2 separate regions of the Homo sapiens genome follow, and region 1 is linked to region 2. The links are chromatin loops, found by intact Hi-C in ENCODE. Cell type or tissue: MCF 10A. All regions are shown on one strand. Each heading gives the region's core, and the rest is flanking DNA. Links, peaks and the distances in the headings are about the cores only.

Region 1 (15,619 bases), core at 4,042-8,041, 160 kb after region 2:
ATTATGCCATGGACTCTAATAAACAGAGGACACTTAAGAGTTTGTGAATTTGACAAGATGATTGCATTTTTTATTGCCAATCTACTCTTTAGTATCTTACTACAAAGCACATCACTGGAAATATATTTCTCTATTTTTTGAAAGCCTTTTAGAAAATTGGGGTGGAATTCATATAACACACAATTAACTTTCTAAAATTTTGCTTAGAACAGAAGTCTGACACTTCTCATTCTCACTGGGCTAAAGTCAAGGTGTCAGGAGGACCATGTGCCTTGGTAGAGGCTATAGAACAGAATATTTCTTGCTTATTTGGTTGCTGGCAGAGTTCAGTTCCTGGCAGGTGTAGACCAGAGGTCTACACTTTCTTCCAGGCTGTCCATTGAGGGAGGGCTGCTCCTAATTTCCTTGTGAGGCTCCCCATACTCCTGGGCTCCTGACCCTCTTCCTCCATACTCAAAGCCACCAACAGAGGGTTGAGTCTCCCTCATGCTTCCGATCTGTTTCCTTTTTTCTTTTTTCTCATCTATGTGACCCTTGTGTCAGCCCATTGGGTGCTTGGAATGACTTGTTCAGAGATACTCGGGGTGATGAAGGGCCCAAGAGGAAAGAGGCCCATGATTCATTGAGTTCTGACTTCTGTGGGTCACTGTGGGTACACCGTGGGTACCACGTATGCCATTGTTTATCCAACAGAGGGTTGACCTTGGTGTACCTAATGGAGAGAGTAAGGCCATCAAAGAGCATTTATTTCCTTGTGACTGTTGGAGTGACAGTGTGCTTGGCTCTTCCTTGTTTCCCCCATGGGGACAGCAAGTGTGACTTTCTAGGGATAACAGCAGTCATTTCACAGAATCATTGACAGAGGCTTCTGTCTTCCACATGGGCTCACTCTTTCTCTTTCTTTTTAAATTGTAATATACCTATAATGTAAAATTTATGATTTTAACTATTTTTAAGTGTACAGTTCGGTAGTGTTGAGTATATTCACATTGTTATACAGCCAATCTCCAGAACTGTTTTGTATTGAAAAACTGAAACTCTACCCATTAAACAGTGCTCCACTCCCCCCTCCTTCCAGCTACTTTCCCTCTCTGTGATTTTGCCTGCTCTAGATACCTCATATGAATGGAAGCATAGAGTATTTGTCTTTTTGTCATCATTGGCTTATTTTACTCAGCATAATGTCCTCAAAGTTTATCTATGTTGTAGTGTGTGCCAGAATTTCCTTCCTTTTTCAGGCTGAATGATAGTTCATGGTATATGTATGTATACCACATTTTGCTTATTCATCTGTTATTGGACACTTGGGTTGCTTCCACTTCTTAACTATTATGACTGATGCTGCTATGAACAAGGGTATACCAACATCTCTTTTAGACAGTCATTTTACAGTGTACAATCCAGTAGCGTTTAGTGTATTCACAATATTGTGCAACTACCATCTCTCTAGTTTCAAAACTTTCAACACCCCAGAAAAATAACCCATACCCATTAAATAATCACTCCTACTACCCTCATCTCCTGGTAACCACGAATCTTTTTATGTCTATGAATTTTCCTATTCAGTATATATCTTTTAAAAAAAAATATGTACACCACGTGTGGTGGCTCACAACTGTAATCCCAGTATTTTGGGAGGCCAAGATGGGAGGATTGCTCGAGCCCAGGAGTTCAAGACCAGTCTGCGCAACATGGTGAGACCCTGTCTCTACAAAAAATTAAAAAATTAGCTAAGTGTGGTGGCATGCGCTTGTGGTCCCAGCTACTCAGGAGGCTGAGGAGGGAGGAAGATGGCTTGAGTCCAGGAGGTCAAGGCTGCAGTGAGCTGTGTTCACACCGCTGCACCCCATTTGGCTACAGAATGAGACCCCATCTGAAAAAAAAAAAGTAATGTGTGACCTTTTGTGTCTGGCTTTTTTCACTTAGCATGATGTTCTTGAGGTTCATCTAAGTTGTAACATGTATCAGTACTTTGTCGGTCTTGCTAATATTCCATTGTATGTAGGTATGCATAGACAATTTGTTTATCCAGTCATCCATTGAATGACATTTGATTCATTTTCACCTTTTGGCTCTAATGAATAATGCTACTATAAACATTCATGTGGCAGTTTCTATGTGGACATATGTTTTCATTTTTCTTGATTATATACTTAGGAATGGAATTGCTGAGTCATATGGTAATTTTATGTTTAACTTTCTCAGGAACCACCAAACTGTCTTCCACAGTAGCTGTACCATTTTACATTTTCACCAGTAATGTTCTTATTTCTCCACATCCTCACCAATACTTGTTATACTTTTCTGTTTTCTTAATTAAAGCCATCCTATTGGGTGGGTGGGAAGTGGTATCTCATCGGAGTTTGATTTGTATTTCCTTAACAACCAATGATATTGAACATCTCTTCATGTTTATTTTCCATTTGTATATATCTTAGTTGGAGAAATGTCTATTCAAATCCTTTGCCCATTTTTTAATTGGGTTGTTTGCCTTTTTCTTGTTGAGCTGTATGAGTTATTTATATACACTAATAGTTTCATCACTTTAGCTCTATTAGGTCATTGGTCTATTTTGAGTTAATTTTTGCATGTAGATTGAGAGAGGGGCCCAACTTTATACTTTTGCATGTGGTTTATCCAGTTGTCCCAGTGCCAATTTTTCAAGAGACTATTCTTTTTTCATTGAATGTTCCTAACATCCTTGTTGAAGATCAGTTGACCATAGATGTTTGGGTTTATCTCTGGATTCTCAATTCCATTCCCCTAGTCTGTATGTCTGTCTTTATGCCAATATCACACAACTTTGATTACTGTAGCTTTGTAGTAGGCTTTGAAATAGATAAGTGTGCATCTTCCAACTTTGTTTTTCTTTTTCAATATTGTTTTGGTTATTTGTGGCCTCTTACAGTTGCATATGAAATTGAGGATTGGCTTTTCCATTTCTGCAAAGAAGGTTATTGGAATGGGATTACATTGAATCTCTTGATTGCTTAGGAGAGTATTGCCATTTTAACCATATTAAATCTACCAATCCATGAACATGGGATGTCTTTCCATTTATTTAAGTGTTCTTCAATTTTTACAACAAAAATTTTCAGTGTACAAGTCTTTTTCACCTTTTAGGTTACATTTATTTCTAGGTATTTTATTCTTTGGGATGCTATTATAAATGGAATTGTTTTCTTAATTTCTTTCTTGGATTGTTCATTGCTGGTATATAGAAATATAGCTGCTTTTTGCATGTTGACCTTGTACTGTGCAACTTTGCTGAATTTGTTTATTACTTTAGTCGTTTCTTATGGATTCTATGTTATTTTTTTAAAATAGTTGGTAGAATTCACCAGTAAAGCCATCTGGTCTGGGACTTTTCCTTTTTAGGAGGTTGTTGATTACTAACTCTATCCCTTTATTTATTGAAAGTCTATTGAAATTTCCTTTGTATTGGGTCAGTCTGGTCATTTGTGTAGGAATTTGTCTATTTCACCTAGATTATCCAATTTGTTGCTGTACAATTGTTCATTATATTCTCTTACAATCCTTTTAATTTCTCCAAGATTGGTAGTCATGTCCTCACTTTCATTTCTTATTTGGGGTGGCTGAAGGTTTGTCAGTTTTGTTGATCTTTGTAAAGAACCAAATTTTGGCTTCATCTATTCTCTCTGTTGCTTTCCTGTTCTTTGCTTTATCTTTGCTCTAATTTTCATAATTTTTTTCTTTCTGCTGCCTTTGAGTTTGGTTTGTTCATCTTTTTCTAGCTAGGTTATTTATTTAAGATTTTTCTTCTTCTTCTATATTTGTTTTTTGGAGATAGACTCTCTCTCTGTTGCCCAGGCTGGAGTGCAGTGGCACAATCACAGCTCACTGCAGCCTTGACCTCCCAGGTCCAAGTGGTCCTCCCACCTCAGCCTCCTAAGTAGCTGGGATTACAGGCACGTACCACCATACCTGGCTAATTTTTTTTTTTTTTTAATTTTTGGTAGAGATGAGGTCTCACAATGTTTCCCAGGATGGTCTCAAACTCCTGAGATCAAGTGATCGTTCCACCGTGGCCTCCCAAACTGTTGGGACTACAGGCATAGCCATCACACCTGGACCTTTCTTCTTTTTAAATGTAGGCTCTTACAGCTGTAAATTTATTTCTGAGCACTGATTTGGCTGCATCTCATGAATCTTGGTATGTTGTGTTTTCATTTTCATTAACCTCACAGTATCTTCCAATTTCCCTAGTGAGTTTTTCCTTAACCCATTGGTTGTTTAAGAGCACGTTGTTTACTTTCCACGTATTTGCTACTTTTCCAGTTCCCTTCTGTTACTGATTTCTGGCTTAATTCTATTGTGATCAGAGAAGAATCTTTGCATGATTTTGATCTTTTTAAATCTGAGAAACACTTTATGGACTTAAAAAAAGGTCTTCCTGGTAAATATTCCATGTGCACTTGAGAAGAATGTATATTCTGCTATTGTTGGGTACAGAGTTCTGTATATGTGTGTTAGGGCTAGTTGGCATATAGTGTCGTTCAAGTTCTCAATTTAGATTTTAAAAACCCTGAAGGTCATTGAGAAATCAAGTGCTGACCTTGAATTTAGCTCCTGTAAATCTGAATTTGTATTTTCTGGGGGTGGGATGAAGTTACACTATCCAAATTGTTATGGTGCCAACAAATGTTCTTTTATTGCTCAATATATGTTTTCTTTAAAGTATATTTACATTTTATATATTATGGCATGACTTTTATACAAGTTCATAGAACACAAAAAGCTGGAGGCTTTGGGCGTCTGTGTTGGTATTTTAAGGGATGTAAGGACAAGAGGATTCTGTGTGCTGCCTTTAGTTTAGAAAAATCATTGTGCACAGACCTGCCATGATAGGAAATGTTGTTACAAGCCTCACTGAAATAAGCAATACTAGCTAACATTTTTGAAGTGATGCTATGAACTTTTATTTTAAATATTGCTTATTTTCTTCAGACCAGAACTTTTAAAGATGTGTATTAAAATAATTTCAGGAATATGAAATGCAGAAAACAAAAGAGGAAGACTTTTTGAAGTTATTTGACAGGTGGAAAGAAGAAGAAAAGGAGAAACTAGTTGATGAAATGGAAAAAGTCAAGGAGATGTTTATGAAGGAATTTAAAGAATTAACTTCGAAGAATTCAGCATTAGAATATGTAAGTATTAAACCTAGAAGTTCTTATGGTATTGATTGCCTTGAGAGGTGGTGTTAGGATGGCATTAAGGCCAGGGGATCCAGCAGTTACTTTATGTTACCCTCGTGCAGACATTCTTCTCCCTGAGAGTCTTGAGGGAGGCATAGAGGAGACAGAGTGAGTCAGAGATGTTTTGCTGAGAATGGGAGCTTTGGCCTTAAACTTCAGTGCAGAACACTCGTGGTGAGATATAGAAGACCCTCTTCTATGATGGTCCCTCTTTTCTTATCTGGTTAGGTTAGCCTTGAACTGTAAACTCCTCCCTGAGTTTTGGAACTTTCCATTGTCCAGTGGGAAGGGAAAGAAGCAGACCCAGAAAGGCTAAGAACCTTTGCCAGGCTCCCTCCTCAACCCAGGCCCAGGTGGGGTCTCTAAAGCAAGCAAGTTATGGCTAAGTGAGCCCCTCTCCCTTGTGGGAACAGCCCTGGTCCATACAGCCCCAGCCTCATGCATAGATGATACCTGAGCTGCTTCTTTAGAAAGCAGCCAATCAATCAGTGTCCTTCTAAGAATTCTAAGCTCCCTGGTTAGACTTGACCTGAGTCTTCTTTGGGGAAAACGGAGAAAGGAAGGGAGCTGAGCGAAGGTCCTTGAGCTCCCTCTAGGGGCCAACAAGTTTTATAAACGAAAATAGAGATTTTTGGAATTCACCTGAGGGCTTTCCTAAAACTCTTTAAACTCTAGCGTGAGATTTGGCGAATGGCCCATGAACCAAGTCCAGCATACCACCTGTTTTTGAATGGCCTCTGACATAAGAATAGTTTTTACATTTTTACTTTTTATTTTTTTCAAGACAGAGTCTCTCTCTGTTGCCCAGTCTGGAGTGTAGTGGCACAATCTCAGCTCACTGCAACCTCTGCCTCCTGGGTTCAAGTGATTCTCGTGCTTCAGCCTCCTGAGTAGCTGGCGTTACAGGCACATGCCACCACACCCAGCTAATTTTTGTATTTTTAGTAGAGACGGTTTCACCATGTTGGCCAGGATGGTGTCGAACTCCTGGCCTCAAGTGATCCTCCCACTTGGGCCTCCCAAAGTGCTGGGATTACATTTGTGGGCCACTGTGCCCAGCCAGTTTTTAAATTTTTAAAACATTGGAAAAAAAGAAGACTATTTTGTGACACAGGAAAATTTCATTAAAGTTCACATTTCAGTGTCATGAGTGAAGTTTTATTGAAACACAGCCATGTTTGGTAATTTACGCTCTGTCTGTGGCATTTTTGTGTGGGAGCAGTAGAGTTGAATGTTTTGTCTGAGACTTTGTGTTACGAATCTGCATGACTTATAACTGTTGCTATTGACCTTGGCTACCTGGCTGTGGTAGTGTTTGTCAGGTTTCTCCACTGAAGATTTTCTCTTTTTTCCTCCTTTCCCTGCTGTCCTTTCTGAAATGAAGTCACTATGAGCAGCCTACACTGAGGAGAGGAGACGTGCGCTCCCCCATACTTTTGTTTTTGAAGTTAATGTGTTACCTTCTGTGGTTTTCTGAGGGTTTTTGCCATGAGTAACATTGGGAATAATATGAAAAGAAAAGGGTAAAATTAAAAACGTTATGTCCCCAGTGGATTTACTGATGTGGTCCCTGGACAGTGTTGGCCTCTCACTAAACTAGCTTAAGAACCAGGTGCATTCAGTTCTTCTGTTTCTGGTACCTATTAAGTGCCCATAAAAAATTTTAAGCCCCAGCTGGGCCTGGTGGCTCACACCTGTAATCCCAGCACTTTGGGAGGCTGAGGTAGGCAGATTGTTGTGTGAGCCCAGGAGTTTGAGACCAGCCTGGGCAACATGGCAAAACCCTGTCTCTACAAAAAAAATACAAAAATTATCTGGGTGTGGTGGTGCACGCCTGTAGTCCCAGCTACCTAGGAGGCTGAGGTGGAAGGATTGCTTGAACCCAGGGGGTTGAGGCTGCAGTGAGCCATGATCATATCACTGCACTCTAGCCTGGGCAACAGAATGAGACCCTGTCTCCAAAAAAAAAAAAAAAATTAGACTCGTTTAAGATTAGAAAGTTAGATTTTCCTTCCCCTTTTTTCACCCTGTACATATTCTGATAGGAAGACCAGCAAGCAGTAGAAACAAACCAGTAAAACCACAGGGAAGCAGAAGCAGGAGAAGCGTCCAAGAGCGTCCAGGAGCGTCCAAGAGGGCAGTCAGATTTAAAACACAGCTATGTGCTCCCTGATTTTATTCTCTGTTTCCATCTTATGAAAGTCTAACTGTAGTACTGAGCTTGAATTTTATCTTATAGCAACTGTCAGAAATCCAGAAGTCCAATATGCAGATCAAGTCCAACATAGGCACATTAAAAGATGCACACGAGTTTAAAGAAGACCGTTCTCCATATCCCCAGGATTTCCATAATGTCATGCAGCTTCTTGATAGTCAGGTACGTGCAAGTGGGTGACAGCTGCAGTGGATGCCTTCCTTTTTCTTAGTGAAGTAATTTACAGTGAGTGTCATCTGCAGAAAAAGTGTTTGTCTTTTTTAGTAACCCTGAAGGTGACTAGCTGTTATTTTTCTCCTACAGCATGCCTAAATCATAAGAGGTGTTTGTTACATGCTTGCTGTTGGCAAATAGCATACACAACAGTTGGCAGAACTGTTTTGTTTCTTCTCTCCATAAAGTCAATTTGAATTGGTTAGTATAACCTAGCTATTCATTTTTCATCTTTCAGATGTAGCTCTCAATTTCAAAAGGTGTAGAAGGGCATATTGAAGCACCAGATTTAATTTTAGAGTTTAAATATACTGCTAACTGTATTTTTAGTAGAAACGGGGTTTCACCATATTGGCCAGGCTGATCTTGAACTCCTGACCTCAGGTGATCCGCCCACCTCGGCTCAATTAACTGGGCGTGGTAGCAGATGCCTGTAATCCCAGCTTCTCGGAGGGCTGAGGCAGGAGAATTGCTTGAACCCAAGAGGCAGAGGTTGCAGTGAGCTGAGATCACGCCATTGCACTCCAGTCTGGGCAACAAGAGTGATACTCAGTCTCAAAAAATAAATAAATAAATACACACACACACACACACACACACACACACACACACACACACACACACACTGCTAACTGGTCAGCTGATGATCTGTTACATTTATCAAACATAATCACTTTCATTTGGAAGTGACAGCGGTTTAGGGGAACAATTTTTTTAAACTAGGAAGCAAATAGAGATGAGAGCTTATGAATTCAGGATTCTTTTTTAAAAGCCTGGGTCATTCTAAAAAAGGTAAGTAGACTTTGGAAACAGGGACCACTGCTTCTTGCTTCAGTGCTCACATGTTTCCTCCCTGACCCAAATCTACCTGCTCCACTGCAGTCAGGCTGACCATGTCCCTGTCCTGTCTGAAGTCCTTCAGTGACCCTTATTCCGGACTTCCTACCAGCACGCAGGGTCCTTCGGATTCTGGGCCCTGGGCCATCTTTCTCTGTTCTTTGCTTTCCTGGCACTCCAGCGGCCCAGCAGCCCATGCCTCTCAGAACATGCCCTTCTGTCTTTTTCCTCGGTTCTGGCTGCTTTCCTGCCTGTCCTGCAGCTCCCAGTTTTCGGGACCTGTCTTTTACTCATTCTTTAGTATTCAGCCAGGGGGGCAGGTACCGCTTTCAGAAAGTTCTCCTGAGCCTCTAGGCTATAGCATTTCTGTAGTCCCTAAGTGGGATCTGATGACATACACATTATATGTGGATTCTCCATGGCTGTGTCTACTCGCCTCCCGTGCAGAGCAGGGCCTGTCTTTTTATCTTCTTTTAGCCTGCCAGTGGCCATCCAGTGAGGTGCCTGGTATATGGTAGGAAACCAGGAGCTGTGTCCTGAACTGAACTGTTGACAGTTGCTTCCAGCAGGCTGTAGACTACAGCTGGTCGCTCATGAACTGAAGGATGTGGCTCTAAAATCCTAAGGTCCCACCTAAATTTCTTCTGTTTCTGTCCTGTGAGTTGTGTTGTCAGTTCAGAACCCATGGCCTCAGAAACCTTGGTGTTTCCTTTTGGCCTCTTAGGTTGGCAAACTAGCACCTCCTTTTGCAAATAAAGTGTTACTGGCTATGTCCCAGTAACATTTTATGAGTGCTAGTTCATTTACATCTTATCCATGGCTGTTGTCCCAATACAGTTGTGGAATGACACAGCTGTATTGTGTTGTGTTGTGACCAAGTTGTCTGGCCCCCAGAGCCTATGATATTTACTGTTAGCTCCTTACTAAAAAATTTTTCCTGACCCCTGCCTTATGGTAAAAGATTAAAACCAGATGCAAATGTATTTAAGCATTTTTGACTGTGTATATTCTAAAAAATACCAGCTGTATTAGTCTGTTCTAATACTACTGTAAAGAATTACCTAAGACTGGGTAATTTATAAAGAAAAGAGGTTTAATTGACTCACAGTTCCATAGGCTGTACAGGAGGCATGGCTGGAGAGGCCTCAGGAAACTTATAATCATTGGCAGAAGGACAAAGGGGAACCAAGCACGTCTTAAGATGATGGAGCAGGAAAGAGTGAAGAGGGAAGTGCTACACACTTCTAAACAACCAGATCTTGTGAGAACTCACTATCATGAGAACAGCAAGGGGGAAGTCCACCCCCATGATTCAATCATCTCCCACCAGGCCCTTCCTTCAACACATGAGATTTGAGTGGGGACCGAGAGCCAAACTGTTTCACTAGCTAAAATTTTACCAGATAGATAGTTGGGTTTCATAGGTATTCACTAAAAAGGAAGCTCCCATATTGCATAGATCTCATTGTTACAGTTGTACATAAATTATTCTTTTATTCTTTTGTAGGAAAGCAAATGGACAGCTCGAGTTCAAGCTATTCATCAAGAACACAAGAAAGAGAAGGGTCGGGTAAGGTTAAGAAACCAGTGGCCTAAAGTGGGCCATTTTTTAAAGAAATATTTGCTTTCCTTTTTAATAAACATAATATTTGTCCACTTAATAACATTTGGGGAGAAATGTGTAGCAAAATTAAAATTACCTATAATTCTAACACCAAAATAACCACTGCTACTACTTTCTTATAATTTGTTTTCTTTTTTTTTTTTCTCATGAAACTTTTTTAATGGGTCTCAAAATTCTGTGACAAATTTTTGGTCAAGTTGTTCCCATTAAAAAGTACTGATTTTAAAAACTAATAACTTAAAACTGCCACACACAAAAAAGAAAACCAAAGTGGTCCACAAAACATTCTCCTTTCCTTCTGAAGGTTTTACGATGCATTGGTATCATTAACCAGTCTTTTACTACTAAACTTAAATGGCCAATTGAAACAAGCAGTTCTGAGACCATTCTTCCACCACTGATTAAGAGTAGGTTGGCAGGTATTAGGGATAATATTCATTTAGCCTTCAGAGCTTTCTGGGCAGACTTGGTGACCTTGCCAGCTCCAGCAGCCTTCTTGTCCACTGCTTCAGTTTTCTTGTATGCATTTCTGTAAGTGTAGAACCTCATATATACATAGTTTTACAACATTCGAATTATGTTTTGTAGGTTTGTACACTTTTCACTTTATATATCATAGACCTTTCCTAAGTTTTAAAGTATTCTTCAAAATCATGACTTTTAATGACTTTCATGATGATCTTATTGGATGTATCATAAGTGACTTAATCATTTCTTCATTGTCAAATACATGTTTCTGATTTTTTTGTATCACAGAACTGCAATGTAAGTAATTTTTTAAAAAGGCAAGAACTGTTTACATTAAAATCGCTTTAATGAAAACAAACTTTAATTATGACACTGATTCTCTTTCACCTGAGTACATCAGAAATTTAAGTGTTAAAATGTGTTTACACTAGTGCAAAACATCTAAAGTAGATGTATTTGAGAAGGTCTTAAAATAGGAAAACTTCTGTTTATTTTTTCACTTGAAATTGTGTTTTGTACCTTAGTATTTCTTGTAAATCTTTTCTGAATGGAAAAAATGTTTCCTCTTTTGCACATTTTCTAATATTACCTTTCTTAGTAGAATATTAAACGACAAAAGATCATATAATATGTATGTGTATAATTGCAAGGATGAAGTGTGTTCAGATGATCAAAAAATTTATCAGCTTATATTTCTCCAAAGTGGAACAAATACTGAGGAAGACGGGGAGAGAAAAAGAAACTGGGAACAATACTAGAGCCAAACTAAAGCAAACAAAAAATAAAAATATTTCACAAAACACCTGCAGTTCTTGAGGAACTTCGATGGGAAAGTTAGATATTAATCTACCTTTAAGATTGTATCATTGCTAGAAAAGGAAGTAGGAAGCACTATTTTTCCTCTATTCCATTTAAAATATCATTTCATCATGCAAATACTTTATAGTGATAATACACAGACATACACCCAATACACATATCTATAGATATACACATATACAGTAGTTTATATTGAAAATTGTATCACTGATGTGGCAGTTCAATTTAGGAGATATTTACTGAGCATCTGCTATGTACTACACTTTATAAGGCTAAAAAGAGATGTGGAACAATGCCTGCCCTCAGACCGCTTACAGTACAGAAGGGAGTAGGAGTGAGGCTACAGCTATGGGAATCAGGATGGGATAAATGCAGAGTGCCCTAGGGACTGAACAGAGAGAGTTTCTTGAAGTGGGATTAGGGCTGTGTGTGGATCATGCCCATGTTTACATCTTCAGCCTAAACAACTCTTCTGAGTTCCAGATCAGGTAGCCAGCTCAGTACTCGACATCTCCATGGGCTTCTCAAGTGCGACATGCCTAAGATGAAGTTCTTGGGTTTGTTCCCCAGACTTGGCAAATGGCACCCTCGTTCCTCCAGATGCTCATCTTGATTCCACCTTTCTCTCTCAATCCCCGAGTCCAGGCTGTCTGCAGGGCCCACTCTATGGAACCAGTTCTTCTGTACTTTCCTGTTGCCCTGCATTAACTAAGCCTCCATTTCTGAATGGGCCCCAGGGTGGGTCTCCTCAATTCCAGCCTTCCCCTTCCTTAGTCTGCTCTCCACAGAGCCAGCAAAATAACCTGGCTGCTGGCCGCCATTCTAGCCTCAGCCTGACCCCCCCGCCCCACCCCCTGCCTTTCGGAACCTCCTCTTTCCAGCTATGATGACTTTCTGCTAATTTCTAGAACATTCTGGCCTTTTCCTCTTTTATACCTGGTTTTCATTGTTGGCAAGCCCTTCGACTTGCTCTTCACATGGCTACCTCCTTCCCCTCAGTATGAGTTTTCTATTCTGTGTAGCAAATGACCACAAATTGAGTGGGTGAAGATGGCATGTATTTCTCTTCTCAATGTCCGTGGGATAGGAGTCCAGGCAGGGCTTGGCTGGGCTCAGGGACTCACAGGCTGCATTGAGAGTGTCATCTGGGCTGTGTTCCTGTCTGAGGTTCCTTGTGGTTATTTGAAGGGCTGAGACTATCAGGTTCCAGAGGCTACTCCTTCTCCATAGCAGTGCACAGCATGGCTGTTGACTTCAAGGCCAGCTAGAGTGTGTCTCTCTTGCTTTCATTCTCCCGCTTCAGGAAGGGCCTGGGACTTCTTATTTCTTTTTTTTTTGGGGTGAGACAGAGTCTCACTCTGTTGCACGGGCTGGAGTGCAGTGATGCCATCTTGGCTCACTGCAACCTCCGCTTCCTGGGTTCAAGCGATTCTCCTGCCTTAGCCTCCCGAGTAGCTGGGATTACGTGCCACCATGCTGAGCTAATTTTTGTATTCTTAGTAGAGATGGGGTTTCACTGTGTTGGCCTGGCTGGTCTTGAACTCCTGACCTCAGGTGATCTACCCGCCTCGGCCTCCCAAAGTGCAAGGATTACAGGCGTGAGCCACCATGCCTGGCCTGGAACTTCTTTCAGGGGGCTCACCTGAATAAGACAGGCCCACACAGGATAATCTTCCTTTTCATAACCTCAAAGTCCACAGATTTGGGACTGCTATTGCGTCTCCAGAGTCCCTTCACCTTTGCCGTATTCTGTGGTTGAGAAGCACAATGGAGGTTCTCCTCAGACCAAGGGACAGCATCACACAGGGGGTGTACACCAGGGGTACAACCTTGAGGGCCCCCTGAGAACCCTGCCTACCCCATTGCCTCTGGCCTCTGGGTCCTGGTCACCTGATGTCACTCTATCCAAGTAGGTAGTCCCTTTTCTTTATTATTCCCATAATATCTCAAACAGAGTTCTGAGCACTATTTTAAATAGTTTACTTGCTTATTTGTTTCCTTGTTTATTGTCTATCTCTCCAATCACGTCATTGGCCCTCTGAGTGAAGGGCTCTGTCTATTTAGCTCTCCATTGTCTGCCCAGCATCCACTCATGTGTCTGAAATGTGGTTGGCACTCACTACACACTTGCAGAATGAATGTGGAAGGTAGCTAGCTAGGGCATCATTCAGCCTTGTTTTCATAGATGGAGAAAGGCTGATTGTAGGGTTCAGAAGAGCAGGGTTACCAGAGTTGTCTGGAGGTCTAAGCACCATCTGCTGTAGGGAGGACACTAGTCCACGTTTCCACCCTGCACCCAGGGAGCTTCCCCCGTGGCAATGACTATGTAGTTAGGACGATGGCGTTCACCTCCCAGCATATTTTATCTATGGCAGCTAAGATGCAGGATCCCAGGAGCAGTGGATGGTAGTTTCTCTGCACCACAGGTGGCTCCACTGTGCAAGGAGTGTTCTCCTTTGTCCCCCTACATTACACTGAAGCAAAAGTGGCCTGTTCTTACAGTTCATGTCCTGGTGTCCTGGAGCTGACTCATATCGGCTCTCAGCTGTGCACATTTCTCCTCATCAGGGTGTTTTTTTTGAAAGCTGATTTAACCAGCACAACTTTGGTTTCATGGGAACATTTAGAAATAAATGGATATTTGTAGTTGCCATATACTTAAGCCTTCTAAGAGTTCTGTGAAGTAGATGCTGTCACTCATTTTACAGGTGAGGACACAGGGGCTTAGACAGATGCTGTGTTGCCCACGGTCACTGGTATTTGAATGCAGGCCCTGTGTACTCCAGGGCATACTACACTGCTGGCCTGTCTAGCTCCAGGCACTCACCTGTGAAGCTCCCAGCCGGGAAGGAAAACAGGCAGTGACAGCTTCAAGTGGTTGCTTTTCTGTAAGGACGCAGGATCTTTTCTTTGGATGCTCTGACATGGTAATCCCTAACCAGGGATGCACCTCAGAATTACCTGAGACTCTTTTCCAAAGTACAGGTGGCCAGCTCCACTCCCTGAGATCTTGATTTAGTAGATAAGTCTGGAACACATGGATTTTGGAGATAAACAAACCAAAAGCCACCCAGGCTATCCTGTTTTGGATCTATGGTTTGAACCACTGCTCTTAGATCATTAAAATCCCTACTCTTATTCTTCAAGCCATCTTTCTAGCATTGGTATTTAGGGACAGAATTCAGGTTTCTTTATTAATCGGGGGTGGGAAGGCATTTTTAAAATCCTGGCTCCTTTAAAGCTGTCTGTGTTTCAGACAGTTGTGGGAATTTCAGTGGCCTCTGGCTGGAATAGAAAGCGAGTTACAGTTTTTATACTTTGTCATTGCGAGTTGTGATAGAGAGAAAGACGGACAGTTGTCATGGAGGAAGAAGGTGAGGCCTTTCCTGGTTCTGAGTGGGGCGCATGCCTCACATACTAGGTATGTGGGGGCGGATTTGTGCCACCACTAGGCTGCACTCCTTCCTCGTCTGTTGGTTTGACTTGTTTAGAAGCTGCTTACCTCTCCCTTCTTTGCTCTTAAACCCTAACAGAGGGGTGAATTCAATCAGGTTTAGTAATCTCTGCCTGAGACCTAACTATTAATTATTCCACATGATTGGTGCCTGCTGTTCCCACAATGCACATATTGTATTTCTCTGTTTAGGGAAAGTTGCATTTGCCAACTTTCTATTGATTTACTTAGATTCTTGGCAATTTTTTTTGTTTTAAATAACATTGGTAGGAGTTCACAGGCAGTCACAGATAAGCGATGGCATGCCCTTTTTACCCAACAGAAGACTCTTGAGAGCTTGGGAGGTTGTCAGATGGTCACATAATGAAGGAAGGGAGGATGGGGTGATGTGGGCCAGTAGGGAAAAATGCATAGTGCTTGAAATGGGATCACAGAAAATGGGCTCATGAGCTGCAAACTTCAAAATAATTTCTGGCTATGTTTGCCTAGACCCTCTCCATTCCTTTCTCCATGTACTCTTTTCCGTGCCTTTCTGATTCATTCTTAACTCTTCTATTAAGAATGATGTTATCCCTTAGATATTCCCACATCTCCTTTCTTCCTGGGGCCTGGAGCAACTCCCCATGTAGTTGATCAAGGCCGAGATCCTAAACCTCCATCCAGCAGCCTGGACATTTATACTGGCTTTTCCTTCTATTTTCCAGCTCAGCATTTCCCAGACTGCTTTGGAGGCCACTTTTCCAGGGGCCTGTAAAGATGTAGTGAAAGCTCTT
Region 2 (15,619 bases), core at 4,430-8,429:
TTAACCATAAATCTGACAGGGATAAGAACAGATTTTTTCCTATTAAAGCAACTCTTTGGTCATGGACAAACTGAAAAGATTTGAAATTTTTTTTCATTAGGGTCCCGGAACAAGATTTCTTTGTTTTTAATCTTTAAAAAAATTAAGAAGAGCAGAAAAACAGTTGGTTTAATTGAAGTGGAATTTAAATCTAAATGGTCCGCCTGAGCTGAAGGGATTGAACCCTTGCCATGAGTTCCAGCTTCTGTGGAAAGGGTTGCCGCCGCCTCCTTGCTGGCTCTCTGCATCCAAAGGATCTTCTCCGTCGTCAAACTTCTTTCTCATTTCTAGAAAGAAATCAGAAAATTAAGAACCAGATAATATCTAAGGTATAGGGGCAGGGGGAATGTTTTCTTTGGGCAGAGGAGGGTGGGTGGGCTTGAGGAGCTACTTACTTTTCGGTTATCAAGAGTTGTGCCTGACATTCAAATCCAGGCTCTCCCATTCCCACCCTGAAGAAACAGACTAGAGAAATTTGCCACAAGGAGGGTGAGGTTCAGGGTTGATAATAGGTATTTATTGAGATTCAGGCCCCTAAATCTCACTCCAGAAGAAGCCACCCAAGCTTGATAACTACCCAATGAAATTATTTGGAAAAAAATAATTCAAGAGAAACTTCCAAGAGTCTACAATTCTAATGAAACAGCCAGCTCACCACCCTAATCCCCAAAATAAAGTCTGTAAGGCAATGACCTCATCAAGCATCTAATGAGCATTCTAGCACTAAGGCTCCTCAGACATGAGGGGAGCGGGGCCTCCATAACATACAACTCCAGGAGGTTCACCTTTCCCTCCCATGCAATTGGTGCCCCCACAGCGGGGCCTCTGAGCCCCGAACAGAGAGAGATCAATGCAGAGACATGGGAGAAGGCAATAAAGAGGAATATTGCAGGGATAGGAAGAAAGAGCTCATGTCCTCAGAGTCATTAGAAAAACCCTGGAAGACAACCTAGGCAAATACTATTCAGGACATAGGTATGAGCAAAGATTGCTTTTGGTGTTTCCATCATGAAATTGCAACAAAAGCAAAAATTGACAAATGAGATCTAATTAAACTAAAGAGCTTCTACACAGCAAAAGAAACTATCAACAGAGTAAACAGACAACCTACAGAATGGGAGAAAATTTTTGCAAACTATGCAACTGACAAAGGTCTACAAAGAACTTAAATGTACAAGAAAACAACCCCATTAAAAAGTGGGCAAAGGACATGAACAGACACTTCTCAAAAGAAGACATATATGCGGCCAACAATCATATGAAAAAAAGCTCAACATCACTGATCACTAGAGCAAATAATTAGATCATTATTGCAAATAAAAAATGGCTATTATTAAAAAGTAAAAAAAATAGATGCTGCCAAGGTTGTGGTGAAAAAGGAACGCTTATACACTATTGGTGGCAGTGTAAATTCATTCAGCCATTGTGGAAGACAGTGTGGCAATTCCTTAAAGAAAGAAATACCATTCAACTCAGCAATCTCATTACTGGGTATACACCCAAAAGAATATAAATTGTTCCATTATAAAGACACATGCACATATCAGTTTATTGCAGCTCTATTCACAATAGAAAAGACATGGAATCAACCTAAATGCCCATCAATGATAGACTGGATAAAGAAAATGTGGTACATCTACACCATGGAATACTATGCAGCCATAAAAAAGAATGAGATCATGTCCTCTTGCAGGGGCATGGATGGAGCTGGAGGCCACTATCCTTAGCAAACTAATGCAGGAACAGAAAACCAAATACCACATATTCTCACAAGTGGGAGCTAAATGATGAGAACTCATGGATGCATAAAGGGGAACAACACACACTGGGGCCTATTGGAGGGTGAAGGGTGGGAGGAGGGAGAGGATCAGGAATAATAACTAATGGGTTCTAGACTTAATACCTGGGTGATGAAATAATCTGTACAACAAACCCCCATAACACACATTTACCTATGTAACAAACCTGCACATGTACCCCTGAACTTACAAAAAAAAAATAAAAAGACTTAGCATATAGCTAGGTTTTTTAATAAATGGAAAATAGAGAATGCAGAAAAAAATGCAAATATAAAAATAATCCCAAGTCTCGCTTTGCTCTCTCACAGTAACTTGTCCTTTAGGGGTTCAAAGATACTTAGAGAAAAGCCAGTTTACTTCATTCTGGGAGGTTAATCTGAAGCCACATATTTAGGAGGAGGAAACCCACCAGTAAAACTGAGGGTTCTTATGCTGAGTGTTAATAACTAAGCGGGTATTGTAGGTGATCTGAAACTCAGCTTTGTTTTATAAAAGCTAATGCAGTTAGACTCAGGCCCCATATCTTTGATATCTCACAGGCAAAATTAATCTAGGGTGTTAGCACTTAGAACAGTAGTGAACTCTCCGTAGGGGTGGGGGTGATAATGGCCCCAGAGAAAGGATGCTGTGAATGGAAGGGGAAGTGAATTCAGCTATATTCACATTATGTAATTACTTAAAAATTCAGTGGAGTGGTCTGCATACATCTCAAAGAATGAGGTAACCATTTTTCAATGAGAAAAAACTATAGCCAAGATTTATTTCAAGTGAAAATTAAGTTTCAGATTGGCATACATCATGTGATTCTACTAAACATATTCCTAAATATGACACGTCTTGATATATGCATAGTAAAAAACTTTAAAGTCTTTAAAAGAAAAGATAGTTCATCCTGAACAGAAGAACAGGAGGTAAGAAAAAGGACCTGCAGCTCTTTCCTCAGTGCATGCCTCTGTGCAGGGACACCCATCCCCTTGGTTGGCTCCCTGGTACCTTAAAACGTAGCACAAAGTCCCTCTCACATAAGAAGATCCTGACTCCCAGTCTGATACACTATCACACCTGTGCACTGCACAAACTAAGAGGATTGAACTGCTTAAGGCAGGTTGTAGCCACTCAGTATTTGCTAAGTAACAGGACAGTATGTATCCAACACTACTTGATAAGGGAAGTACATTTCTGTCTCCTTTACTGGATTATAAATTACTTGAAAACGAAGGATCATTTACTTTCAATTCCACTGCAAGTACATTTCTGTCTCCTTTACTGGATTATAAATTACTTGAAAACAAAGGATCATTTACTTTCAATTCCACTGCATAAGTAAGTACTCAAAAAAGATTTGACAAACATAAAACTTTCCTCTCTTTTGTTTGTTTAGCTCAGATCACAGCTGCTGTTCCCACTGACATGGAAGGCCACAAAAAAGCAGTATAAGCTTAACATGAAATTCTCTGGCAGCAGCAAAGCATTGTTCAGTATTACCTCAATGCTTAGCCTGTCTCCCTCTTAACGAAATTTCCAGGCCATATTACTGTATGGCAAAAGAACACATGTGGCCAGGTGCAGAGGCTCACACCTGTAATCTCAGAACTTTGGGAAGATCACTTTAGCCCAGGAGTTAAAGACCAGCCTGGGCAACACAGTGAGATCCCATTTCTACAAAAAATAAAAATTAAAAAAAAAAAAAACACATATAAGCCTGTGAATCTAATGATCCTATGATTCAGGGCAAGATTCCTGGTGAACACATATGGGGCAAAGCAGGCCCTAGGCCAGACAGCTGTTCTTCTCCCACTCCATGTAATCCAGCCTGGCAAGCTGGTTTCCTCATCAAGCTCCTGTAAGCTTGGTGGAGAAAATTCATCATTGACCTTTGAGGTTAGAGGGAACCTGAGAGATCCTCTTATGCTCAGTGTTGAAAAAACTGAGACCAAAAAGTTCTGATAACTTCTTTGAGTAGAAAAAAGATTCAAATTCAGGCCCTCTGATTCCACATTTGATAGTCTTTCCACTGTACCCTGCAACAGGAGGGTGCCCAACATAAGAGGGCTGAATGAGGGCAGGCATAAAACTGGACCTCTGGAACTGGGCTCAGGACCCGTCACTGCCTATACAGCCCCACGTGGAGAACCCACCACATGTTCCACCCTCGCTTCTAACACCACCTCTAGGATGAGTCAAAGGAATAAAAGCTAATAATACCTGGATCAGAGAGGACTTCTTTAGCAGCTGCTATATCAATGAACTTTTTCTCAGCTTTTTTCTTTTCTTCTTCATTCTGGAAGTTATCTGGGTGCCACTGCAGTGCTAATTTTCGGTATGCTTTAATAATTTCTTGCTTTTTGGCATTTCTGAGGGGTGGTAAAATAAATAATCATTAGTGGAAAAGTGTCTAACATACTATCATAAAAATCAGAAGAGCTGATTAAGATCCTACTGGCAATTAACAAAACTGGTTTTATAAAATAGTTCCAATGGTATCACAGGCCAAAGATCTGCATACACAGTTCTGGATGATCATTAAAGCTGACATCAGGCTTCCTTGGATACTCGCTCACTAAGATTACTGAGAATAAAGCACTCCTGATCTTTAGAACTTTCCCTTTTTTAAAAAAGGTACATCAATGAATTTTTTAACTTTCTGAATTTCCAAGTTACCATAATTCAATTCTTGGTATTAAAAAATATTTGACTCTGAATGCCACTTTCAATTATGCTTCTGCATTAGCTTACTTAATAGTAAGCACAAAGATTCCAAATTTTGAAAAATTGATGGTTTACTCAGCGAACCACTGGGAGGTATATCATTTACTTAATTTCAGAATTCACCCACAGGCACTGGGAGGTGTATCATTTACTTAGTATGTACTTTTATATAAGGTAGATCTTAATTTCAGACTTAATTCTGAAAGCACTACTTTATTTTTAGGCCTAGAGAAGGCTTTTTCTTTACTCATTCCGTCTCCTCCTCCATCCCCACCAAAAGGAATCTCACTCCTACCCCTTTACCCTTCTTAAAAAATCTAGGCTTAGGACCCATTCATGCTACAGTGTCATCTTTGTTGCCAACTACTAATTCTGTTGTTGCATTATTGGTCTCTATCAAAGAAACTTGCCTATAAAATACTCAAAGTAGCTTTCTAATGTTAAAGACTGTTAAGGTTTAATCCATATGACTGAAATTACATAAGTAAAGAAAATGAATCAGAGAGGAAAAAGAGCAATGATTAGCTTTGAAACAGAGTTGATTAAAAATAGCAAAGTAAATTTTAAATTAATAATTCACCTTTTTACTCCCAAGATTTTATAATAATCTCGTTTCTGCGACTGTTTCAATAATCTTTGTGCTTTCTCTAGACCTTCTCGAATCTGCTGATCATTTTCATTGTGTTCCTGAGCAGTTTCATAATCCTGAATAGCTGTCAAAATATGTTTAAGATAATATTGTTAAGGCAAATTATAATTTATTGCCTTTTCTTATCCTGTAAAATTGATGCTAAAGTCGTCATCCCCCAACCCCTTCACTCTTTGGCCATTATTGCCAAAAACCTTAAGTGATACCCCGTTAGTAACTTTGATCAAGAATATTTAAGAGGCCGGGCACAGGGGCTCATGCCTGTGATCCCATCACTTTGGGAGGTCGAGGTGGGCGGATCATGAGGGTCAGGAGTTCAAAACCAGCCTGGCCAACACAATGAAACCCCGTCTCTACTAAAAAAAAAAACACAAAAATTAGCCGGGCATGGTGGTGCACGCCTGTAGTCCCAGCTACTCGGGAGGCTGAGGCAGGAAAACCGCTTGAACTTGGGAGGCGGAGGTTTGCAGTGGCCGACATCGCACCACTGCACTCCAGCCTGGGTGACAGAGTGAGATTCCGTCTCAAAAAAAAAAAAAAAAAAAAAAAAGGTTTAAAAGGCATAATAATGAAAACTGAGTTTAGGTAGTTTATTATTCTCATTCAACAAAATGTACTGCTGTTTACTTGCCCACCCTCCCGCATTATCTCCCCATACCCTCTGGGTAAATATGTTAATATCAGCACTTTATCCAGAGCAATCTTACCACCATTAAGACTAAGTGGTTGTTACACAGGAAAGAAAGACAGTGATAAAGAAAATCGGCCTGGTCAGCTATGGATTGACAACAGTCCAGAAGAATTAGACATTTAGAAAGGGATCAGGAGGTGGGTTTGGCCAATGGGAAGCTAGAAAAAAAAAATTTGTAGAAAGAAAGGGAACAGAAGGAACTGTCCACAATCCGAATGACTCAGTAACCCACAGGCTTTAACACTATTACAAACCTAAGTGTCAATCAAAATACAAAATACATATAGTCCCAGTATAGGAAGTCTGCTGACTATCCACATTACATCTTTTATTTTATTACACAGTATTTTTTTTTAAAAATTTTAAGAGACAGGGTCTCTGTCACTTTGGCTGACTGCATCCTCGACCTCCCAGGCACAAGCCATCCTCCTGCCTCAGGCCCATGAAGTAGCTGGGACTACAGGCACGCACCACCACGCCCAGCAGTATTTTAAATACTTAGAAAATACAAGGCATCTGGGTATCTAATATGCAGAAGAGAGTCAACACAGCAGTCCTGAGACAACTATCCTTAGAAAAGTTTGCTGACAAGGTTGGCTTACTGCTGACGTTTGGGAAGCCAGATTTCAGGAGTGTTCCCAACATTCCATGGTAAGAATGACTCATGCCTGAACTGTTTGTATGAAAAATACAGTTTATGGTAAACATCTTTCCTTCTGGGAGTCTGGGATTTTGGTGCAGGCCAGACAGAACGTGTCTAGTGACTAGTTCCCCAAAAAAACTCTGGGTGCAGTGTCTATAACGAGCTTCCCTGGTAGACAACATTTCACACATTGTAGAATTTCTCATTACTGGAAAAATTAAGCTTGTTCTTTATGACGTCACAGGGAGAGAAGTCCTGGAATCTTCTGCCTGGTTTCCTCCAGATTTTCACCCTTGCACCTTTTCCCTGTGCTGACTTTGCTTTTTCACTGGAATGAAAGCCCTGAGTACAACTATATGCTGAGTCCTGTGTGTCTTCTTACCAGATCACCAAATCTGGGGATAGTCTAGGGAAGCCCCCACTCAAATTTTTCTCAATATTCTCCCTGCATAGATAATTCCAATAATAGATTGCTGGGATAAAATTCTTGTTTTTATGAAAATGCATTTCACTAGGATAAAAGACATGTGAACACTCATCTTCGCAACAGCTAAACATGGAGGGAATGTAAGGCACCTTGGACAGATTAAAATGAGAAAGATATTGGCCTAAGACTGAGACAGCCAAATGCAAAGGGGTTCCCAGAAAAACTCCAACTGGCCTGCACGCTGGGAGGAGTGTGCACTGGGGTGGAGCCTCGGGAAGAAGCCTGGCCCCTCCCTCCTCTTCCTGGATGGAACCTGGGATTCAATCTGCAAGGTGGGAAGCACACTAGCTGGGACTCTGGCCTTGTAGAGAGTCCTGTTTCCCTCTTTTCCTTTTCACCCAATAAGTCCTGCCCTCTTCAAATTGTCTGTGAGCCTCATTTTTCGTGGCCGTGTGACAAGGACCCCCTGTCTTTAGCTGAACTAAGGAAAGAGTCCTACAACAAGACTAACAGATTTTGACAGGCTACACACTACGTACAGAAACGAACCACCACCACCTTTGGCCCTGTGGCACTGGGGAAGGGGACCCTTCAATCTTTTATCCTAAAGTGAATTCTCGCATCAGTGCATCATTACATTAAATGTTACTATAGCCCAACCCACAGGGACATAAAAAACTTCTCCCAGTTTAGTATAAAAACAAAACCATCATAAACAGTAGTAAGGTTTAACTTTACAATGAACACCCATAACACAACACATAGCTTAGTAAGGAAACAGACCTTGAAGGAATACAATAGGAAGATGTTTCAATATACATGATTTTGCTACTTGTGCAGACTCTATATTTAAAACATGTTTTCATTCTTACATTTCAGAGTTATCTCCCCAAAGCAGTCTTTTGTATCGTATTTGTATTAAAATTTAAGGTGAACACATTTTTCCCAACATAAGACAAAAATGTAAAATTATAGGTTGTTTCCTATATTCACACAATTGCAGAAAACTAATTAGAAACCTAAGTATGGATGATGTAAGACTTCCCACAGATATAACTAGACAGACCATTTTAAGTTATACTTTCTCAGACTCCACACTCTAAGAGAGCATCTAAAAAAACAAAACAAAACAAAACACCCAATAGACAAAAAACAAGCAATGGGGAAAGGATTCCCTATTTAATAAATGGTGTTGGAAAACTGGCTAGCCATATGTGGAAAACTGAAACTGGACCCCTTCCTTACACCTTATACAAAAATTAACTCGAGGTGGACTAAAGACTTAAACGTAAGACATAAAACCATAAAAACCCTAGAAGAAAACCTAGGCAATACCATTCAGGACACAGGCATGGGCAAAGACTTCATGAAACATCAAAAGCAATGGCAACAAACGCCAAAATTGACAAATGGGATCTAATTAAACTAAAGAGCTTCTCCACAGCAAAAGAAACTATCATCAGAGTGAACAGGCAACCTACACGGGAGAATTTTGTTGCCATGAATGGGAGAAAATTTTTGCGATCTATCCATCTGACAAAGGGCTAACATCCAGAATCCACAGGGAACTTAAACAAATTTACAAGAAAACAACCCTATCAAAAAGTGGGCGAAGGATATGAACAGACACTTCTCAAAAGAAGACATGTATGCAGCCAACAGACATATGAAAAAAAGCTCATCATCACTGGTCATTAGAGAAATGCAAATCAAAACCACAATGAGGTACTATCTGACACCAGTTAGAATGGCGATCATTAAACAGTCAGGAAACAACAGATGCTGGAGAGGATGTAGAGAAATAGGAAGGCTTTTACACTGTTGGTGGGAGAGTAAATTAGTTCAACCATTGTAGAAGACAGTGTGGTGATTCCTCAAGGATCTACAACCAGAAATACCATTTGACCCAGCAATCCCATTACTGGGTACATACCCAAAGGATTATAAATCATTCTACTATAAAGACACATGCACAGGTATGTTTATTGCAGCACTGTTCACAATAGCAAAGACTTGGAACCAACCCAAATGTCTATCAATGATAGACTGGATAAAGAAAATGTGCCACATATACACCATGGAATACTATGCAGCCATAAAAAAGGTGAGTTCAAGTCCTTCACAGGAACATGGATGAAGCTGGAAACCATTGTTCTCAGCAAACTAACACAGGAACAGAAAACCAAACACTGCATGTTCTCACTCATAAGTGGGAACTGAACAATGGGAACATGTGGACACAGGGAGGGGAACATCACACACCAGGGCCCGTGGGGAGGTAGGGGGCTGGGGGAGGGATAGCATTAGGAGAAATACCTAATGTAGATGATGGGTTGATGGGTGCAGCAAATCACCATAGCATGTGTATACCTATGTAACAAACCTGTACATTCTGCACATGTATCCCAGAACTTAAAGTAAAAAAAAAAAAACACACACACACATCCAATGTTTATCCCACCATTACTGAACAGCTATGAAAAATAGAATAAGCCAGACATATATCAGCCCTAGATAAAGAATACCATGTTGCGTATTAGCCAATTCATTTTCTAACTTCTGAATCTAAAAAATCTTATCCCAAATTACTTTTCTTCTATATTCCCTTCACATTCTTGAGGAGCAATGCAAATCACCAGCTTAGGATGGGAGACGTAAGCACACACGTTTGCCTACCCTCCTTGCCACCGAAGTGACGAAAAGTAATATAATCATAGTAGCACTGAAGACAACAGCAGACCAGCAACTTTGATAAATTTCTGGAAGATAGGAAGCAGGAGCACATTAGTAATAAACCTAAGTAGAGAGAACCACAATGCAAGCACACACTATAAGAGGCCCTAGCAGATCTGGAAGCCATTATCTTTGGCCGAGGACCCTCACTTTGGCAAGCTGAAGTAGCTATAAGGCAACTGTCAGGATAGTCCGTGAGATGACTATGGGATGGCTGGGCAGGCTCTGGCCCCTGTATATGGAGCCACTGGCTGCAGCATTAATCCCTACTATAAGCAGAGTGAAAGGTGTGCCTGTGGAGGGCCCCTGTAGGACACGCAAACCTCTACAACAAACCTGGAACAAACAAAAAGCGGTCCCACCCAGACCAAAGTTAAATAGATCATTTTACTGACCCCCGATCAGTAAAATGAGTGAAGCAGGGCTCACTGGGGCAGCTGGGCAAGTGCCACTGGGGACGTTCTCCAGTGAACAGGTCCTATTTACTTACAGCCTGCCCTGAGCTCCCCAGCACAGACCAGCATTTGAAAGACAGGTGCACACAGCTACAAGCGACTCCCTCTCTCACCCTACCAATTCATTAGCAAGTTCCAAATCAGCTTTCCTTCACAATATAGCCACAGTTTAACCACTTCTCAGCATTTCCATAGTTAGCACTGTGACGCGGGCCACCATTCACCTGAATCATTAAAACAGTTTCCTAACAGGTGTTCCCAGCTTCCACCCTATTCCCCTAAAAGTCTACTCTCAATGCAAAGAAATCCTTTGAAAGAATATAGTATATCAGACCTCCAATATAAACATGTCCCATGGAACACCAACATTCTCCTGCTGCCTATCACACAAAAGAAACATATCACACAAAAGAAACAAGGTAAACAGACAGGGTGCAGCTCCAAATTCCATTTTCAGCAAAACAATACAAAGAAACTGTACAAGGGCTGCTGACAGGTGCTAATATCAGCCATGAACCTAAGACGAAGGGGGAAGCAAATAGTGAGAAAGCCAAATGGTAAAAGATCACAGAAAATGCTGACAAAATACACCTTCTATGAGTATGCGCTTACCCTGAAGTGACAACCTGTATCCCTTGCATATTGCAGGAACCAGGAAATCTAGAGCACACATAGTGGAGATAAAGCAGAGGGCTTACTGGGGCAAGACAGAGGTAAAGAAGAGAATACAGTGAGAGGGAACAGTGAAACAGCCTGTGCGGCAGATCCCAGAGAACAGCAACTCTATGCTCATCCTGAAGTGCAAAACACACACCCCTTTGGTGTAGCAAAGGAATGGGGTACAGGGGCAAGTGGGGCTGGTGGCAGATGACCTCCTGGCCATGGTTTGGTGCAGAGAAGTAGAGAGGGCAGGGCTATACAGCAAAATCATTTTAGCGGGAAGCAGAATGTCTGTGGAAACAGTGAAGCAGAGAGTACTGCGACTGTTAACTACAGAAGGCTGCCCTGGCCCCAGCACGCCTTACATGCAGAAAACAAAAAAACAAAACTGACATCCAGAGGACTAGCCCCACAAATAGCTAGGGCAGTGAACTCCAACTCATTTTATGATGAGTAATAATTTTTTTTTAACTGGCACAATATCACTTCAAAGATATTTTAAAAATCAGGAAAAGAACATGTAAAACTTATCTAATGAATGTTCATCAGAAAAACATAGCCAAAGCATACTATTTTCTGAATAGCCATCAGAAAAACAAAACCAGAGGAAATTCTGGGCAAGCATCATAGACAAATTATGTAACTTAATCCAATCACTTCCATTAAGAGTAATCACAAGGCAGAATCAGAACTCAGGAAAGAGACCAGATGACGAGGAGGTAAAAATGTGAGCAATCAGGACTCAAGAAAAATAAGAACAAATCAAAACTATCATAGACATGAAGACAAAACAAGAAAGAGGACAAGGGAGAAGATAAAAATGAAGGATCTAACAAAAGGAAATGGAAATAGAGAGTTTTAAAAGCCTGAGATTCATGTGTATTGCATATTACTTTCACAAAAATAAAAATGTTCTAGAGCTATGTTGCTAACAATGTCAATATTCTTAACTATATAATTGAAAATATTAGGCCGGGCGCGATGGCTCATGCCTGTAATCCCAGCACTTTGGGAGGCCGCAGTGGGCAGATCACGAGGTCAGGAGATCGAGACCATCCTGGCTAACACGGTGAAACCCCGTCTCTACTAAAAAATAGAAAAAATTAGCCGGGTATGGTGGCGGGCGCCTGTAGTCCCAGCTACTCAGGAGGCTGAGGCAGGAGAATGGGTGAACCCGGGAGGCGGAGCTTGCATTGAGCTGAAATCATGCCACTGCACTCCAGCCTGGGCGACAGAGTGAGACTCCGTCTCAAAAAAAAAAAAAAAAAAAAAAAGAAAGAAGAAAATATCAAAGATTATAAATTCCGTTATGTATTTTTTACAATTAAAAATAAAACAACCAAAAAAAGGAAATATACAAATCATAAAATAGGGGTAATATTTATACAGGCAAACAAACACAGAAATAATTATATTGGCTCTAGATGTATGGCTGATTCATATCTGACTTCTGTCCAAACACTGTCTTAATGTTTACAGAGTCAAATATTGGCATACAAAATTATAATACATAAATAAAAACTAAAAACACAATGTGACATAACCTACCATAAAACATGACACAGGAATATAAATTGGCAGAACAAAATTTCACAAAAAAATACTGAATAAACACAGTGTATTACTAAAAAATAATTCTAAATAGCTACAATTCTCAACTATGACTGCACATTCATAAAGGGCACACATTTTGGTGTTTTTCAATTCAATGTTTTTACTGTACAAACATCATTCTATTTTCTCTTTTTAAGGGTGTTAACTACTTTAGATATTCCATGTAAGTAGATTCATACAGTATTTTTCTGTGTGTGGCTGGGTTATTAAATTTAGCAAAATGTCTTCAAAATTTGTCTTATGGTAGATATTAGAAAACCTCCTGCTTTTTAAAAGCTGAGTAATATTCCATTTTTTTTGTATTCCAATTTATATGTATCCATTCATTTGGTAAGGGAAGTTTAAATTGCTTTCGCCTATTGGCTTTTGTGGATAATGCTTCAATAAATGGCGTGCAAATAACTCACCTGAGCATGTTGCCAGAGTTGCTGTCTGTGCTGCATTCTGCTTCACTGCTTTGGTGTTCAGCCTTTATACCAGTACCAAAGGGCTTTGGTTACCGTAGCTTTGTTTGGTGTTTGGACATTATTAAGTGTAATGTCTCCAATATTTTTCATCTTTTAAGATTGTCAGACTTTTCATGGTCCCTTGAGGTTTCATGTAATTTTGTGGGTTTTTTTCTATTTTCAGAAAAGTAAAATTGGGAATTGAAAGGTGTGCTGCATGTGTGGCTCACTCTGGGCAGCATGGCCATCTTCACAATATTATGTCTTCCAACCCTTGAGCAAAAGCATGCTCAAGAGCATGTTTAATTTTCATATTTTGTGAATTTTTCAATTTTCCTTCTGTTACTGACTTCTAGTTTTATTCCATTTGGGCCATAAATCATAGTCTATAAAATTTCAATTTAAAAAAATTTGTTAAGACTTGTGGTGTCACACGTGGTCTATCTAGGAAAATGTTTCATGAGCTATTGAAAAGAATGTGTACTCTGCTGTCTGAATACATTTGTTAGGTGTAATTGTTTTATAGTGCATTCAAGTTTTTTGTTCCCTTCTTAATATTCTATCTTGCTTTATTATTCATTACTGAAAGTGGGATACTGAAGTATCCTACCATTATTATATTGCTGTCTATTTTTTGCTTCAATTCTGTCAATATTTGCTTTATGTGTTTGGGAAAACTGATGTCAGATATATTCATAGATTCTCAATGAATGAACCTTTTTATTATAATTTAATGTCCTACTTTGTCTCTTGTGAATTTTGACTTAACTAAATTATATAAAATACTTTTTTAAAAGGCTGAGAAAAAATTATAGCTAATGATGACAAGGCAAAGGAAATACAATTCATGTATAACCTGTATGCAGAAAACTAAGCTGAAAAAGAAACAAATAGAAGAGACCAAAACAGATTAAGAAAATGTTCCTGAAGTGAAAGATGGATCTAGACTGAAAAGGTGCACTGGGTGCCAGGGCAGCCTGGCTGAGAATGGGCAACAAGAAGACATATCCTAGCATAATTCAGACTTGAAGATAAGGGCTCTTTGGACGGCCAGGCCAAAAACAAAAAACCTGGCCCCAGGTTTTCCATAACATTAGTCCCAGAAAAGAACAGAACAATAACTACGAGATACATGGCACAGGGGTGAGGGAAGGACTTTATTATCCAGCCACGCTATCATTCAGATATAAAAGGTACAAGTACAATCTGTATTGAACATAGAAGAAAGCAGGGAAAATTCTCTTAGGACCTCCCTGAGGAAACTACTATAAGATGAACTCACCAAGTGATGGCTGAAGAAACCATGGCCAAAGGAAAACCAGTAGACACTGAATTTCACGTAGAACCAAGACTAACACAAAGCAGGGGACTAACAGCGACAGAGCAGAGCGTGTGCCCTGATGGTGCAGAAGGGATACAGCTGACGAAACATGGGAAAAGAAAGGGGAAGGATGATGAGGGAGTAAGTTCATTCATTCCCACCTACATCAGCTGAAGCAATCAGAAAACATCAGCCACTGATAAATTGAGTAATATTACAAAGGCAAATCCTAAAAAATTTCCTCAACAAATTATTAAGAGGTGGAAGAACAGTGAGGAAGAGGAGGAAGTACACTAAATTTTCCCTCACAGTAGGAAACTAATGGATGTTGCCAAAATAGTGTTAATAAAACTATTTTTAAAAGTACAAAAATACAAACTTTCCTAAATATCAGGAGCGTATACAAAATACAGGCCAAATCGCAAAAAGATTTCAGCAAAACAGAATGATAGAATGTTGACCAAACATCTGTCATATCGATCAATGCAAATGTGCTAAACTAACCTATTTAAAAGAATTTCATTGGCTCAAAAAGGAAAGCCCACACAAAACATTTTCACAGAGAAAGCTGTCACTAAGCCACCTCCCAGTAAAGCAGCAGTCTTTCCAGAGATTGTTCCAAACTTTTACACCACAGGTGATTCCAGTGTCTCCAGAACACTGAAAAAAGAAAACTTCTAAACAATTGCACTGAATCCTTACCCTAATTAATAGTTTACTATACATAAAAGTCTGTGTTAAAATTCATTTTTCCTCTGAATTTCTGAGAAGCTGCAATACTCCCTTCCAGCATCAGACGCATTCATATCACTTTTTGAGGATGCACTTTAAGCAAAATAAAAAAAGAATCCAAGAAAGATGAAGACATTATATTAAATTTTTAAAAAGAAGACAGAAAAACCCAGAAAGGCAGTGAAAGGAGTTCTGGGGCAAAAGATGTGCAGCAGGCCAGGCACAGCCAGGAGTTATAGGGCTAAAGAATATCTTCAGAGTGAAAAGAAAAAAAAAGTATATATATATATATAAAAAGAGTATCTTCACAGAGAGCGGATCTCATTCATACAAACTGTCATTAAAAATCTCAAGATGTTCTTAGTAAGACAGAGGCATAGGTTTCTTCTGGCAGAGAGACAGTAACTCTAACTCGGGGTGACGCTTTCCAAAAAATCCTGCTCCAAATGAGAAGCATACTAAAAGTGTGGCCATCTGTGAACAAGAGACTCCATGTATCTGACCCTGGTTGGTGAAATGATTGCATCTCCTTCTCTAAGGATTCAAACACATGACTTGATCCTGCAGCTATACAATACATTAATCTACTAAATGGCTTTCATTTCCTTACTATACACAATTATAGTTACAGGAAATAATCTACATACTACAAACATTATAAAAGTATACTAACACATACTTAAAATGTAGCTGAAAGGTAA

What was found. Hi-C counts contacts between places; a loop is a spot of excess contacts. Peaks named below come from ENCODE experiments on the same cell type or tissue, not always from the same donor. Only the 100,000 strongest peaks of a DNase experiment are listed, where the experiment ranks them.
Region 1: a loop joins it to region 2, with 6 times the contacts of the local background. A loop is called at or near these places in 1 of 110 quality-filtered maps.

The regions. Positions count from the first base shown.
Region 1 is chr13:95,614,317-95,629,935 of GRCh38, reverse strand. It overlaps DZIP1 (DAZ interacting zinc finger protein 1), which reads left to right. Exons shown (of 23, transcript NM_198968.4): 8 at 5,007-5,168; 9 at 7,456-7,593; 10 at 9,989-10,051. Among named protein-coding and RNA genes, the nearest start is that of DZIP1, 23 kb to the left of the region's middle. In MCF 10A, for the core only: a CTCF peak has its summit at 5,804 (motif pointing left); a DNase peak (open chromatin) is centred at 5,775.
Region 2 is chr13:95,775,580-95,791,198 of GRCh38, reverse strand. DNAJC3 (DnaJ heat shock protein family (Hsp40) member C3) reads right to left here. Exons shown (of 12, transcript NM_006260.5): 10 at 5,128-5,260; 11 at 4,044-4,192; 12 at 1-326. The coding sequence ends at 169. Among named protein-coding and RNA genes, the nearest start is that of DNAJC3, 110 kb to the right of the region's middle. In MCF 10A, for the core only: no CTCF peak of the experiment used is centred there; DNase peaks (open chromatin) are centred at 6,088 and 6,538.